2 separate regions of the Homo sapiens genome follow, and region 1 is linked to region 2. The links are chromatin loops, found by intact Hi-C in ENCODE. Cell type or tissue: Calu3. All regions are shown on one strand. Links, peaks and the distances in the headings refer to the core of each region. The heading gives the core; the rest is flanking DNA.

What was found. A loop is a pair of places that touch in the nucleus more often than their neighbours do. Peaks named below come from ENCODE experiments on the same cell type or tissue, not always from the same donor. Only the 100,000 strongest peaks of a DNase experiment are listed, where the experiment ranks them.
Region 1: a loop joins it to region 2, with 2.6 times the contacts of the local background. A loop is called at or near these places in 3 of 110 quality-filtered maps.

Annotation. Positions count from the first base shown.
Region 1 is chr5:157,068,163-157,076,501 of GRCh38, forward strand. It overlaps a transcript of HAVCR1 not described here. Among named protein-coding and RNA genes, the nearest start is that of HAVCR1, 13 kb to the left of the region's middle. RefSeq lists an enhancer at 4,003-5,202. In Calu3, for the core only: no CTCF peak of the experiment used is centred there; a DNase peak (open chromatin) is centred at 4,549.
Region 2 is chr5:157,128,711-157,137,013 of GRCh38, forward strand. No RefSeq gene overlaps it. Among named protein-coding and RNA genes, the nearest start is that of MED7, 10 kb to the right of the region's middle. In Calu3, for the core only: CTCF peaks have their summits at 3,507 and 3,872; DNase peaks (open chromatin) are centred at 2,421, 3,221 and 3,481.

The DNA.
Region 1 (8,339 bases), core at 71-8,070, 61 kb before region 2:
ACTCAGGAGGCTGAGGCAGGAGAATTGCTTGAACTTGGGAGGTGGAGGTTGCAGTGAGCTGAGATGGAGCCACTGCACCCCAGCCTGGGTGACAGAGCAAGATTCTGTCTCAAAAAGCAAAACAAAAAGTCAGCAGCAAGGCTGGGTGCTGTGGCTTACACCTGTAGGCCCAGCCCTTTGGGAGGCCGATGCAAGTGGATTGCTTGAGCCCAGAAGTTTGAGACCAGCCTGGGCAACATAGCGAAACCGTATCTCTACAAAAAAAATTTTTTTAATTAGCCGGGCATGGTGATGCACTCCTGTAGTCCCAGCTACTCAGGAGGCTGGGGTGGGAGGATCGCTTGGGCCCAGGAGTTCAAGGTTACAGTGAGCTATGATTGAGCCACTGCACTCCAGCCTGTGTAACAAAGCAAGACTCTGTCATAAAAGTCAGCAGCCAGTACTAGGCTTCTGCTTTACTGCACATTATCTTTATATGGGCTTTTTTTTTACATTTTTTTTTTTGAGACAGAGTTTTCTGGCTCACTTCATCCTCCACCTCCCAGGCTCAATCCATCCTCCTGCCTCAGCCTCCCCAGTAACTGAGACTGCAAGCATGTGCCACCACACTCAGCAAATTTTTCTATTATTTTTCAGGCGGATCTCACTATGTCGCCTAGGCTGGTCTCAGATTCCTGGGCTCAAGCAATCCCCCTGCTTCAGACTCCCAGAGCACTGGGATTATAGGCATGAGCCACCACGCCCCCTAATATTTTTACTTTAAAAATTATAAAACTACTAACAGAGCTATGCCCTCAACACATTTCCATATTATTACACAATACCCATCTTACAGATAAGGAGAAGCTCACCAAAAGTATGTATTGCGCCTAAAGTCACAGTTTCAAGCCAGCCTGAATAAATACGGCTTAACACAAATGTACCACACAATTTTCTGCAGTTTTAGTTTTTCCTCCTATTTCTCACACTAAACTTGCCCAGGCAAAGTTTAAATAAGGCCACTATGGCAGTCCATGATTCCATTGAAATAAAAGCCAATTTCTCAGGAAATCCAAAAAACTCTGTTTTATGTAAATTTCCCCTAAATTTCTTGGCTCAATCATTATTGTCCTTATATCTCATATAAAACTACGAAAGTCCAAGCAACTATATCCTGATTTTCTCTTTGTCATAAGTTTCCAGAGGACCGCACTTACCGGTTAGTTAGAAGGCGGTTTTCCAGCTTCTCCTCCCTCCTCCTGGTCTGTTTGTAGCCCTCCTCCAAAGATCTTTATAGATTAAGACTACTTTCTCCCAGAATTCCATTCTTTATCTCTTTGCCACACCTTTACATAAGAATACGGGGAAGCACGTTTGAACATTACATTTCTCCAGTTGGCTGATCTTTTTACTGGATTTGATCCACTTACAAATTTAAACAGATTACAGGGAGATTGTTACAGTACTTGTTCTCTACTGGGCATTTGTTTTGTTTTGTTTTTGTTTTTGTTTTTGTTTTGAGATGGAGTCTTGCTCCGTCCGTCGCCCAGGTTGGAGTGCAGTGGCCCAATCTCGGCTCACTGCAACCTCCACCTCCCGCGTTTAAGCGATTCTCCTGCCTCAGCCTCCTGAGTAGCTGGAACTAAAGCACTCGCTACCATGCCTGGCTAATTTTTGTATTTTTAGTAGAGTCGGGGTTTCACCATGTTGGCCAGGCTGGTCTCTAACTCCTGACCTCCAGTGATCCACCCCTCCCTGACCTCCTAAAGTGCCGTGATTACAGGCGGGAGCCACCACGCTCTGCTGGGCTATTTTTAAAGATTCAGCCAAGATCTGGATGTTAGGTCAGACTCCAGGCTTGAAAAACTATACAGACTTTGTGAACGCTGGTGCAGGAAAGGACTTTAAACTACCTGGGGCCAAGTTTCTCAATTTATAGTGAATAAACCAAGGTCCAAACAGTGGAATAGAGTGTGGGACCCACAGAAGCCACTGGGGGCAGAGGCAGAAATAAAAGCCAGGTTAACTTTTCCTATTCCACTGTTCTTGTTACGCAACAAACATTACTTCAATAAATATTTATTGAGCACCCCATGCTAAGAATGGAACACTTAGATTTTTCTTTCTTTCTTTCTTTCTTTTTTTTCTTAGACACGGTCTTGTTCTGTTGCCCAGGCTGGAGTGCAGTAGCACATTCATGGTTCACTGCAGCCTTGACTTCCTGGGCTCAAGCGATCCTTCTGCCTCAGCCTCCTGAGTAGCTCAAGCACTCGTCCCGCCTTGGCCTGCTAAAGTTCTGGGATTATGTGTGTGAGCCACCATGCCCAGCCTTCTTATTCATTCTTTCTATTTTTTTTTTTAACCCATTAAGCATTCTCACCCCCAAGAACAAGGTGTACGTTCTTGGCACCTTTGTCGAAAATGAGTTCACCGTAGGTGTGGCATGGGGCTTTTACCAGATGGGATTAGAGAAGTTTTTAAAGAACTCTGTACACTCCCAAACCAAGACCACCACAGGACCTGGACACCAAATTGAACTGCTCATGACAGTAAGTAACGACTATGTAAAACGTATGCTGAGTTCTATCAAAACCTTTATCAAAACGTTGTGCTAGTGGTGGGCATTGTGGCTTTAAAAAATGTTGACTCTGCTTAATAATGATATATGTTGATAAAATGCCAACTTTTTATTGGGAACTATGACATGGAAATATTTTCAAGAAATATGGCTGGGATGGCTGGGTGTGGTGGTTCACACCTATAATCCCAGAACTTTAGAGGCTGAGGTGGGAGGATCACTTGAAGCCAAGAGTTCTAGTCCAGCCTAGCCGACATGGTGAACTTAGTATTTAGTATTTTATTGTATTTTATTTATTTTTGAGACAAAGTCTCGCTCTGTTGCCTAGGCTGGAGTGCAGTGACACAATTTCAGCTCACTGCAACCTCCACCTCCCAGGTTCAAGTGATTCTCCTGCCTCAGCCTCCCTAGTAGCTAGAACTACAGGCTTTTGCCACCACACCTGGCTAATTTTTATATTTTTAGTAGAGATGGGGTTTCACCATGTTGGCCAGGCTGGTCTCTAATTCCTAACCTCAGGTGTTCCACCCACCTCAGCCTCCCAAAGTGCTGGGATTACAAGTGTGAGCCACTGGGCCCGGCCAGTATTTAGTATTTAGACACTACTAAAAAAAGAAAAAAATTAACTGGCAGTTGTAGCACATGCCTGTAATTCCAGTTACTCTGAACGCTGAGCCACAAGAATTGTTTGAACCCAGGAGGCAGAGGTTGCAATGAGCCAAGACGGCACCACTGCACTACAGCCTGGGTGACAGAATGAGACTCTGTTTAAAAATAAAAAGAAAAGAAGTATTTCCAGGAAATATTAAATTAGGCCAGGCATGGTGGCAGGTGTCTGTAGTCCCAGCTACTAGAGAGGCTGAGGCAGGAGGATCACTTGAGCCCAGAGTTCGAGGCTGCAGTGAGCCGTGATTGCAACACTGCACTCCAGCCTGGGTGACAGAGGGAGACGCTGTCTCAAAAAAATACAAAAACAAACAAAAAAGAAATACTAGATCAAAAAAACAACAACACGGTGGCTCATGCCTGTTATCTCAGCACTTTAGGAGGCTGAGGTGGGAAGATCACTGAGTCCAGGAGTTTGAGACCAACCGGGGCAATGCAGTGAGACCTTGCATCTACGAAAAACAAAAATAGCTGAGTGTGGTGGCGTGTGCCTATAGTCCCAGATACTTGAGAGGCTGAGGTGAGAGGAAAACACAATTTAAAACACACACAAACACACACACACAACCACCACCACCTAGTTTATAGGAATCCATTTTTGCAAAAATGCTACAACAAAATGACACATATGTATGTATATATGTATATGTACCTATACGGAAAAGTTACAGGAAAGAATCTACGAAACTAGTCAGGTCAGAGTATCCTATCTGGTAGCGAAGCCAGCTGAGACAAGAGGAACTTTCAGTTTGAGGCTATATATTTATGTATCACTTGTTTGTTTGTTTGTTTGTTTTGAGAGGGAGTTTCGCTCCTGTTGCCTAGACTGGAGTGCAATAGCACTATCTCACCTCACCGCAACCTCTGCCTCCCAGGTTCAAGCGATTCTCCAGCCTCAGCCTCCCGAGTAGCTGGGATTACAGGCATGCACCGCCACACCTGGCTAATTTTGTATTTTTAGTAGAGACGGGGTTTCTCCATGTGGTCAGGCTGGTCTCGAACTCCCGACCTCAGGTGATCTGCCCACCTTGGCTTCTCAAAGTGCTGGGGTTACAGGTGTGAGCCACTGTGCCCAGCCATTTATGTATCATTTCAGTATTTTACAAGAATGTACCAATATACTGTTTATATAACATAATGCATGCAAAGTGTTTTAACAACAACGACAAAAAGCAAAACCCAATCCCAAAACTGTACATTCTTGCAAAAGTAATGTTCTTTTTTTTTTTTCTTTTGAGACAGGGTGTTTGTCTGTCACCCAGGGTGGAGTGCAGTGACACAAACATGACTCACTGTAGCCTCGACCTCCTGGGCTCAATCAATTCTCCCACCTCAACCTCCTGAGTAGGTGGAACGACAGGCACATGCCACCAGCCACCACACCCTGCTAATATTTTTTATATTTTGTGGAGACAAGGTCCCACTATGTTGCCCAGGCTGTTCTGAAACTCCTGGGCTCAAGCAGTCCTCCTGTCTTGGCTTCCTAAAGTGCTGGGATTACAGGTGTGAGCTACCTCACCCAGCCATAAGTGGAAGTTCTTTTACATTCACATAATGTACTTCATTTTTCACAGCCTAATTACAATCATCCTTTTCTTTAACCCAGAAAGACAGAGAGAAAAGATAGCAGCTGAAGTTGCCAAAAGCTAGACTCGGACATCACCAAGCATCTAGAAAGATGGAAGATTATGAAATAATGCTTTAATAAACATAAAAGCGCTATACCACAAAGCACATGTTCTTCTACAAAGAAAATACATCCGGTCACTATAGTTCACCCTTGAACAACATGGCTTTGAACTGCAAGGGTCCACTTATTCGCAGATTTTTTTCAGTAAAAGTTATACGAAGTGTGCCTGCTTTTCCTGCCTCACCTCCATCTCCACTTCTTTCACCTCTACTCCCCCTGGGACAGCAAGACCAACCCCTCCTCTTCCTCCTCCTCCTTCACATTGAGCTTACTCAATGGAAAGACGACGAGGATGATCCTTATAATGAGCAGTAAATATATTTTGTCTTCCATAGGATTTCTTAGTAACATTTTCTTTTCTCCAGCTTACTTTAAGAATATAGCATATATATATAATATACAAAAATGTGTTTTAATAGACTGTTCACATTATCAGTAAGGCTTCCTGTCAACAGTAGGCTGTTAGCAAATTTTTTGGAGAGTCAAAAATTATATGCAGCCCGGGCACGATGGTTCATGCCTGTAGTCCCAGCACTTTGGGAAGCCAAGGCAGGAGGATCACTTGAGCCTAGGTGTTTAAGACCAGCCTCAGCAACATGGCAAAACCCTATCTCTACAAAAAATGCAAAAATTAGCCAGGCATAGTGGCACACACATATAGTTCCAGCTACTAAAGAGGGTGAGATGGGAAAATTGCTTACAGAAGGTCAAGCCTGCAGTAAGCAGTGATCATGCCACCACACTCCAGCCTGAGCAACAGAGTGAGACCGTCTCAAAAAGAGAAAAAAAAAAAAGAGAGAGAGAGATAAAAGTTATATGCATATTTTCAACTGCACAGGGGATCAGTGCCACTAGCCCTCATATTGTTCAAGAGTCAACTATATATATTTATTTGAGGGACTGCTGTTAGAATCTGCGTCACCTCTGTCACTTTATGCATTCACCCATTTATATTTACTGAGCACTTGCTATGTGCCAGGCAACCTTATTCTATGAGACTCATTTGGAGTTTTACAGAGTTAAGTTAGGCAAGTGGTAAAGCTAAGGATTTGTATTTCCAGAAATTTTTATTCTGAATGATACAGAAAAGGGCTTTTTGGTGATGTCTTTAAATTTTTATTTTTTTATTTAAATAAAATTTAAATGTCTTTAAATTTTTATTTAAAGACATCATCAAAAAGCCCTTTTCTGTATCATTCAGATTCTAGTGTGTGGGTCTGCTATATGCTTATTGCCTTTTATTGTAACTATATTCTTGGGGATCAGGTTGCCCTGCCATATTCTGACTTCCTTGAAGGAAAAACGTAAACCTTTTTGTGGTGCCTGTGTCACAGCTTGTGTTTGCAATACAGCAGGCATATGTTCATTCATTCATTCAGTCTACAAATACTTATTTCACACCCACTGTAAGCCAAGCATTGTACTAGGCCCCTGGGATAGAGGCCATGAATGATAGAGTTTACTTTCCAGTTGAGGGTTGGGGTGGATAGATCACACACACAGAAAAATGTAAGCAAGAGAATTTCAGATTGGAACAAACTATGTAGGAAACCAACTGAATTAGAGATGGGAAGATAGTTACTTAGATTTGGTGGTTGGGGAAAAGCTCTTAGATGAAATTTAGGCTGGGCGCTGTGGCTCACGCCTATAATCCCAGCACTTTGGGAGGCCGAGACGGGCAGATCACTTGAGGCAAGGAGTTTGAGACCAGCCTGGGCAACATGGGGAAACCCCATCTCTATTAAAAATACAAAAAACATTAGCCGGGCGTGGTGGTGTGCGCCTGTAGTCCCAGCTACTCGGGAGGCTGAGGCAGAGAATCGCTTGAACTCATGAGGAGGAGGTTGCAGTGAGCTGAGATCACGCCACTGCATTCCAGTCTGGGTGACAGAGCAAGACTCTGTCCCAAAAATAAATAAGTAAAATTAAAAATTTAAATTAAAAAAAAAAAGAAATTTAAACTAGAAACCAAAAGATGAGAAAGGGGAAGCTTTATACCAACAGTCTTAGAGAAGTATTCTGAAGAGAGGAAATGGCCTGAAAAGGGGCTGGAATCAGAAAGAACATGGGCTGTTCTAGAAGCAGAAACATCAGTGTGGCTGAAACAGAGAATAAGGAGTGGTTGGTGAGGTCAGCAGACTTTCAGTTCAATGGCAAGCTATGGAAAGGTTTTAAATAAGAGTAATTGAATCCAGTTAATGATTTAAGAAAGAAAAAAACGACAGGTGCGGTGGCTCACGCCTGTAATCCCAGCACTTTGGGAGGCCTAAGCAGGCGGATCACGAGGTCAGGAGTTCGAGACCAGCCTGGCCAACATAGTGAAACACCATCTCTACTAAAAATACAAAAATTATCTGGGCAGGCATGGAGGTGTGTGCCTGTAGTCACAGCTATTTGGGGGGCTGAGGCAGGAGAATCACTTGAACCTGGGAGGCGAGGTTGAAGTGAGCCGAGATCGTGCCACTGCACTCCAGCCTGAGTGATGACAGAGCAAGACTCCGTCTCAAAAAAAAAAAGAAAAAGAAAAAAAGAAAAAGGAAATACTGGAAATACTTAGGCTACTGTGTGAGGAGAATGAACTACCAGGAGAGCAAAAGTGGACTAGGTGGCTACCAATTAGGAAGCCATTTCTTGGATGGATGCATGGACAGATGGATGGAAGGAAGGAAGGAAAGAGAGAAGGGAGGAAAGACAGAAACAGATGAATGAGAGATAAAAATAACTCTGATTACAGGTTGGGGCCGGTGGCTCACGCCTGTAATCCCAGCACTTTGGGAAGCCAAGGCGAGTGGATCACTTCAGTTTAGGAGTTCAAGACAAGCCTGGCCAACATGGTAAACCCTGTCTTTACAAAAAATACCAAAATTAGTCAGGCGTGGTGGCAAGCACCTGTAGTCTCAGCTACTTAGGAGGCTGAGGCTGGAGAATTGCTTGAGCCCAAGAGGTGGGGGTTGCAGTAAGCCATGATCAAGCCCCTGCACTCCAGCCTGAGTGACAGAGCGAGATCTTGCCTCAAAAAATAAAAATAACTCTGATTACAAAAGAGCAAGCCTCATGAGACTCACTTGACCTAGATTTTTTAGCTTAAACTGGTTTTTAAGTCAAATTTCAAAAAGCAAAACCAAATTATTTTTAGTGAACGAACATGCTGGAATTAAAATGTGGTTTTCTAAAATGATTGCCTTGAAACAGATGGTATATATTTAGCTATACACTTGCTAGCATATTGGTTTGAAATATATATTATTGTTTTATAGTCATAATACTTCCACCAGCATCATAACCTTTGACAAAGCAATTCTGTATCTAGACCTCTATACCTTGAAAATACACAAATGCATGTAAGTTTTTGTATAAAGGATGTTCCTTAGAGCCTTATTTGAAACAGAGAAAGAAAATAAATATATTTCAATAGGGAAATGATTT
Region 2 (8,303 bases), core at 304-8,303:
CAAAAATTAGCCAGACATCATGGCATGAGCCTGTAATCCCAGCTACTCAGGAGGCTGAGGTGGGAGAATCACTTGAACCTGGGAGGCGGAGGTTGCAGTGAACCAAGATCGTGCCACTGCACTCCAGCCTGGGTGACAGAGTGAGACTCTGTCTCAAAAAACAAACAAACAAACAAAAACTGCGCATCAAAGGAAACAATCAAAAGAATGAAAAGACAACCTACAGAATGGGAGAAAGTGTTTGCAAGCTATTCATTCATCTAGTGGAGGATAAATGTCCAGAATACACAAGGAACTCAAACATCTCAATAGCAAAAAATAAACAATCTGATTTTACAATGAACAAATGATCTGTACAAACATTTCTCAAAAGAAAATACATAAAGATGGCCAACAAGTATATGAAAAAAATGCTCAACAACACTAATTATCAGAGAAATGCAGTCCAGGCTCAGTGGCTCATGCCTATAATCCCAGCACTTTGGGAGGCCAGTGCAGGTGGATCACTTGAGGTCAGGAATTTGAGACCAGCCTGACCAATATGGTGAAATCCCATCTCTACTAAAAATACAAAATTAATCAGGTGTGGTGGCACACATCTATAATCCCAGAGGCAGAGGTTGCAGTTAGCTGAGGTCACACCATTGCACTCCAGCCTAGGCAACAAGAGGGAAACTCCATCTCAAAAAAAAAAAAAAGAAAAAGAAATGCAAAGCAAAACTATAATGAGATATCATCTCACCTCAAGACAGCAATTACGAAAAAAAGAAAACATAAATGCTGGTGAGGAAGTAGAGGAAAAAAACTTTTTTTTTTGAGACGGAGTTTCGCTCTTGTTGCCCAGGCTGGAGTGCAATGTTGCAATCTCGGCTCACCTCAACCTCCACCTTCCAGGTTCAAGCGATTCTCCTGCCTCAGCCTCCCAAAGTGCTGAGATTACAGATATAAGCCACCACTCCTGGCTGAGTATCTCATTTTTAAGTTATTGTTTGTTGCTGGTATACCAGAATAAAATTGATTTTTGAATATTTTTTCCTCAGCAATCAGTAAACTCATTAATAAGTTATCTGTGGGTTACACTGAATTTTCTATGTTAACAACCATTTTCTGCAAATAACGACAGTTTTGTTCCTTCCTTTTCAATACTACTTTTTTTTTTCCTTACCATGCTGGTTAGGAAATCTAGTACGTATTTAATAGACATTTTGATAGCAGGCATCCTTGTTTTACTCCAGCTCTCAAAGGAAATTTACAGGTTTTCATCTTGAGTATAATACATGCTATAGGTTTTATGGAGCTACTATTTATTATATTAAGGAAGTCTTCTTCTATTCCTAATGTTCTAAAGGTTTTTTCTTTTTCATGGATAGACGCTAATTTATTTATTTATTTATTTATTTTTTGAGACAGAGTGTCACTCTGTCACCCAGGCTGGAGTACAGTGGCACGATCTTGGCTCACTGCAACCTCCGCTACCTGGGTTCATCCAATTCTCCTGCCTCAGCCTCTCAAGTAGGTGGGATTGATTACAGGTGTGGGCTACCACGCCCAGCTAATTTTTTTTGTATTTTTAGTAGAGACACGGTTTTGCCATGTTGGCCAGGCTGGTCTTGGTCTCCTGACCTCAAGCGATCCACCTGCCTCAGCCTCTCAAAATGCTGGGATTACAGGCATGAGCCACCACGCCTGGCCAATGCTAAATTTTATAACTGCCTTTTGCATATCTTTTGAGATGACCAAGTGATTTTTCTTCAATTTATATTGTTGTGACATATTATCTATTCTATATTCCTGAGATAAACACAGATTAACCATAATACATTACCTTTTATTTTTACATATTATTGGGTCCAATTTGCTAGTATTTTGTGCTAGCCTCATAAAAACAGTTGGGACATACTTCCTGTTTTTCTATTCTCTGAAAGAGTCTGTATAAGACTGAAATCATTATTTATTTATTTATTCATTTATTTTTGTATTTTTTTCTGGCAATGTTTGGCAGACTTGCCAGCAAAGCTATTTTTTGTTTGTTTGGTTTTGTGTTTTTGTTTGCTTATTTGCTTTTGCTAATCAGCTGACTTTAAGATTCACCAGTATAGCTATTTGAACTTTTAAGTTTTCTTTGTGAGAAGATTTTGACTATTGATCCATTTATTTTAATTGTTAGAGAATTATCCTGGTTTCCTATTCCTCAATCTGTATTGGTAATTTTCTAAGAATGTGTCCATTTTGTCTAAATTTTCTAACTTATTAAAAAATCCATATTTTACTTTTTTACTATAATAATGTCCCCCCTTTCATTTCTGCTATTATTTGTGCCTTCCTCTTTTTTTTTTTTTTTTTTTCGTTATCAGTCTCCCCTGCAAGTAGCAGTGACTCAGAGCCCCAGAATCAAGCACCACTTAAGCCTCCAGGGCACTCCTGCTGCCCTTTCAGATCAGATGCTTCTGCACAGATGTTTAGCGGGCCCTGAGTATGTCGCTTCGAGGCAAATGAGTTTCAGAAAGAATTAGGATGGGTCTCCACGGCACGTGTTACCTATGCAACAAACCTGCACGTTCTGCACATATACCCCAGAACTTAATATAATAAGTATAATAAAAAAAAACTAAAAGAATTAGGATGGGTCTTCTCTTTCATTCTCAGCGTTAGATGGTACCTACGCTATGCGGAGATGTGTATTATGTTTACCATTGTTAAGGAAATTGAGTTTTATGGAAGTTTTTTCTTTTTTGAGACGTAGTTTTTCTCCTGTTGTCCAGGCTGGAGTACAATGGTGCAATCTCAGCTCGCTGCAACCTCTGCCTCACGGGTTCAAGCAATTCTCCTGCCTCAGCCTCCCGAGTAGCTGGAATTACAGGCATGCGCCACCATGCCCGGTTAATTTTTTTTTTTTTTTTTTTTAGACGGAGTCTCGCTCTGTCGCCCAGGCTGGAGTGCAGTGGCACAATCTCGGCTCACTGCAAGCTCCGCCTCCCGGGTTCACGCCATTCACCTGCCTCAGCCTCCCGAGTAGCTGGGACTACAGGCGCCTGCCATCACGCCCAGCTAATTTTTTGTATTTTTAGTAGAGACGGGGTTTCACCGTATTAGCCAGGATGGACCCGGCTAATTTTGTATTTTTAGTAGAGACATGATTTCACCATGTTGGTCAGGCTGGTCTATGAACTCCTGACCCCAGGTGATCCGCCTGCCTCGGCCTCCCAAAGTGCTGGGATTACAGGCATGAGCCACGCCGCCCAGCAGGAAGTTAATATACGAAACCGAGATATACAGCTGATTAAACAGTAGAGCCCTAGGATTCTGGGGTGTTTTCCAACACCAACCATTTCTCTAATTCAACAGACAAAGTACGTATCTAATGATTCAATTTAATTCTGACACTAACTACCCAGAGTTAAGTTAGGGTAAGCAGTACCTCTGAGTTTCTTCATTTTAGTCTACTCTGCAACCAGCTACAGCTCTTAAATCTGAGGTAAGAGTGCCACTTACTGGTAGCCTCATCACAACGCAACTTGAAACCCGCTCACAAATTTAATTCTAAGTGCCAGTGGCATGCAAAAGAAAAAAGGCTCAGTACGGTATGCATATATTAAAACATTACATTGTACCTCACAAATAAATAATTTGTCAATTAAAAATAAAATAAAACTTAAGTGCTTTGTAGCCATTCTCCTATTTAATCCTTGGATTAATCCTATGAAGAAGCTTCTGTAATTTATATTTCTGTGATTTTTTATTAGTAGCTTTGTGAAAACACTCCAAAGTTTAGAATCCAATTACCTACATCATAGCCCACCAGCCAAATCCAGCCTGCTGTCTGATTTTGTACTCTCACATCTAAGAATAATTGTACATGCTAAATAGTTGGAAAAAATCAGAATAATTCACATATGAAAATTATTGAAATTCAAAATTCAATGTCCATATAGAAAGCTGTATTGGAACCGAGCTCTCTTGTTTATGCATTGTCTATGGCTGCTTTCGACCCACAGCAGTTGAGTAGCTGCAATGGAAACTGTACAGTCCTCAATGCCTAAAATATTTACTAATTGAATCTTTACAAAAGAGTTTGCCAATTCCTGACCTAGATTCCAACCTGAGCAAACCTAAACTCTAATCCTCAATTTTCATTACTCATAAAATGGGGATAATACCTACTAAGAGTTTTTAGGAAGATTAGAATTATAAGCACAGAATCTCCTTAAGATACTCATAGAAGTCTAAGCTAAGACATAAGCACCTTAATATGTTCAAAGGGAACTCATAGTTTCCATCTATAAATCTGTTCAGCCCAGTATCAAGTAGTATTTGCAAGCATGGATTTTAGGGTCAAAATATTGGCTCCACTCTTGGTTTCGCTACTTACTTACCTACGTGACTTAGTAACAACATGAGGGAATGGAGAGGCAATGAAGTATGAAGGTTGAGTGTTCAGGCTTGGAAAACTAGAATGCCTAGTTTCCATCCTGGCTTTGCCACCCACTAGTCAGTTAACCTTGGGTAAATTACATAACTTCTCTGAGCCTCCACTTCCACATCTGAAATATGAGTGTAAAAAGAATACTGATTTCATTCAGTAGTTGTAAGGCTAAAATGACTTTATTTATACAAAGAGATTAAAACATTGCCAGCAACTTACAGCCATAAATACCATCAGATTTAGAAGGTTCTTCACAGGATTGTTCTAAGGATTAAATAAGAGAACAGCTACAAAGCACTTAGCACCATTTGCAGTACTTAGAAATCTATCAGAGTACAGCTAGTACCCTTCCTACTGATTCTCTGTATTTTAGTAAAATCTGATGAGAAATCAATTGCAAACATAATTTCTCATCAGATTTCAGATAAAAACCCAATTCCTTCCCTTGGTTCTCTAAATCATGCACATCTGTCCTCCACCTGCTTCTGAAGCTCCAACCTCCTCCCTCACCATATTGCAGCCATAGTAGCCTTTCTCATCCAAATTATGCCAACTTTCTATCTCCTCATGAGATATTTGCACCTGCCGTTCCCAGTAACCTCAGGGCTCAGTGCATGAGTTGAAGCTGCCTTTCTTTATGTTTTTGAGACATGGTCTCACTCTGTCACTCAAGCTGGAGTGCAGTGGCATGACTGTGGCTCACTGCAGCCTTGACCTCCTGGACTCCAGTGTCCCTTCTACTTCAGCCTCTGGAATGGCTGGAACCCGTCATGTGCCATCACATCCAGCGAATTTTTAAATATTTTTGTAGAGATGGGGTCTCCCTATGTTGCCCAGGCTGGTCTCGAACTCGTGGACTCAAGTGATACTCCTGCCTCAGTTTCTCAGTGATGGGATCACAAGTGTGAGTCACCGTGCCTAGCAAAGTTGCCTTCTAAATTCCTTAACAAATGTGAGGTTAGGCATGGTGGCTCACACCTGTAATCCCAGCACTTCGGGAGGCTGGAGGATTACTTGAGCTCAGGAGTTTGAAACCAACCTGGGCAACATAGTGAGACCTCATCTCTACTTAAAAAGAAAAAAAAAGTTTTAGGCCGGGCATGGTGGCTCACGCCTGTAATCCCAGCACTTTGGGAGGCCAAGGCAGGTGGATCACGAGGTCAGGAGATCGAGGCCATCCTGGTCAACATGGTGAAACCTCTTCTCTACTAAAAATACAAAACTTAGCTGGGCATGGTGGTGCACGCCTGTAGTCCCAGCTACTCGGGAGGCTGAGGCAGGAGAATCACTTGAACCAGGGAGTTGCAGGTTGCAGTGAGCCAAGATTGCGCCACTGCACTCCAGCCTGGTGACAGAGTGAGACTCCATCTCAAAAAAAAAAAAAAAGTTTTAAAAGACAAAAAAAAATGTACACATTCCTTGAAAAGGGAAGATAATGTGGACAAGGTGCTTTGAACAGGCAATAGGAACATAACTGGAAGCAAGATTCTTCTGAAGGTGCTGTAATGGCTGAGTGGTTAAGACACAAACTTATCACCTTCAAAAATTAACTCGTCTTATTATCTTTCTTACATTTTCCTTCGCCCTTCCCACACATCCAACAGTTAAACTAGTATCAGGCAGAGTGCAGACCACAGTAAGTATTCATCAAATGAATATCATGAATAAATGAATAGCTGGGGAAAAACTACTCTCATAAAGGGAATACAAATTTGTACAATCCGTTTATGTTTGTTATTTATATTAAGTTCACATGTGCCTGATTTGTAGTAGATCTCTCGTTATCGTTAGCTCAGCACCGCTTCCTTCCTCTGAGAGACAGACTGACTCTTCCATAAATAGACATAGCGGGGACTGTGAAATTCTTATGGGATCCAAGTCCCAGTTGATTTGCCCAGTTGCAATCAAGTATACAACCCCTAATTCCTCATGTCTAGCTCGTTAATTAACCTCCCCTCATTTTTTTTAAGTTTGCATTTGAGAGGGAACTCCCAGACAGTGGTAAACATAGAAATACTTAACCCTTAGGAACTGTCAGCTGCCATGTTCTCCACCTACATCATTAAAGAAGTTCATCTGTAAAGAGAATGAAGCTAACAGGAAAGATGGTCTCCAGGGCTACTAACTTAAAACTTCATCCACTTTCTGACCTTCTCATGGTTTATATATTCAACTTATCCTTCAATCAACATATCCCATATCCTTTCTTTTTTTAATTAAATTGTAAGAGAGAGAAGGTCTCACTATGTTGCCCCCATTGGTCTCAAATTCCTGAGCTCAAGTGATCCTCTCACATCAACCTCCCAAAGCACTAGGATTATAAGTGTGAGCCACCGTACCCAGCCCATACCCCATATCCTTTATATAAATTCATCTTTTTGCTTAAATTAGTTCAAGTAGGGTTTTTGTCAGCAGTAACAGAGCACTGATTAATGCAACATTCTGTAACCACTGCACAAGAGAATCATCTTCTGATTTCTTAAAACCAATGCTAGTACCCCAGTCCAAAAAATGAAATCAGAATCTCCGCAGTGTGGGACCTGGGCATTAGTCATTTCAAAAGCTGCTTAAAAAGGTGATCCTTCCAGATATTTCACTTCAATGAATCAATCTTTCAAGAATATTCATTATAAGTAGGTGTGCAGAGATATATTTTAACACAAGATTAAAAAGACCTTATATAAGGCCACTAGAGCTTTTTTTTCATTCCACTCTAATAGCAAGAGTTCATATCAGAACACTTTAGGAATTTATGTCAGGTCCTAGTCACAGACCTGCAAGATCAGATCCTCCCCAATGGCATTTTTTTTTCTAATTTGTTGTAGAGACACGGTCTCACTATGTTGCCTAGGCTAGTCTCAAACTCCTGACCTAAAACCATCCTCCTACCTCAGCCTCCCAAAGTGCTGGGATTACAGGCATAAGCCACTGTGCCTGGCCCCCCAGTGGCATTTTAATCCCTCAACGCCCCTCCCCCCAACACACACACGTTCATATATAAGTAGTGTTGTGGCTCTTATGTGATTCTGTTTTTTACATGCAAAGATTTTCAAAGTGGCCAAAAACTGGTTTTGCACCTCAACCCAACACCTTCCTCAAGGTTCTCAGAGTCAAAGAAAGAGAATTTTCTTTGGAGAGTTGTTCAAGTGCTAAGCAATTTCCACCTTTCTCCCTCACAAGGTGATGCTCCCTACTTCAATTTAAGCTTGAGAGCCTGAACTATGTCCTCTGGAGTCTCTGAGGCCCAAAGGTCTATACCAAACACATTACGTACCAGAAAAAAACAAAAGTTGAGACTAGCCAACCAACTGCCTATCTGATAAAGAAGTGTCTACCTAGGGATAACTTACAGTCCCTGGATCTGTGAAAGCACAGCATGCACATTTCATAGAGAACTGACCTATAGTCATACATATATACATACATACACATATATATATATATTTTAGACAGAGTTTTGCTGTCACCCAGGCTGGAGTGCAGTGGCACGATCTCGGCTCACTGCAACCTCCACCCCTTGGGTTCAAGGAATTCTCGTGCCTCAGCCTCCCGAGTAGCTGGGATTACAGGCGCCTGCCACTATGCCCGGCTAATTTTTGTATTTTTAGTACAGACGGGGTTTTGCCATGTTGGCCAGGCTGGTATCAAACTCCTGACCTCAAGCAATCCACCCACCTCAGCCTCCCAAAGTGCTAGGATTACAGGCATGAGCCACTGCGCCAGGCCCCTTATAATCATTTTAATGTGAACTTTGCTAGCTCTAGGACCAATGAAAGTTTAAGTGAGCAAATCCCTATGCTAGAAACCAGGGGCTAAGGAAGAAATAAAAAAGTAGACATCTGGGGAAAGGCATTGCCTCTCAATGGTTCTTTTTTGTTTT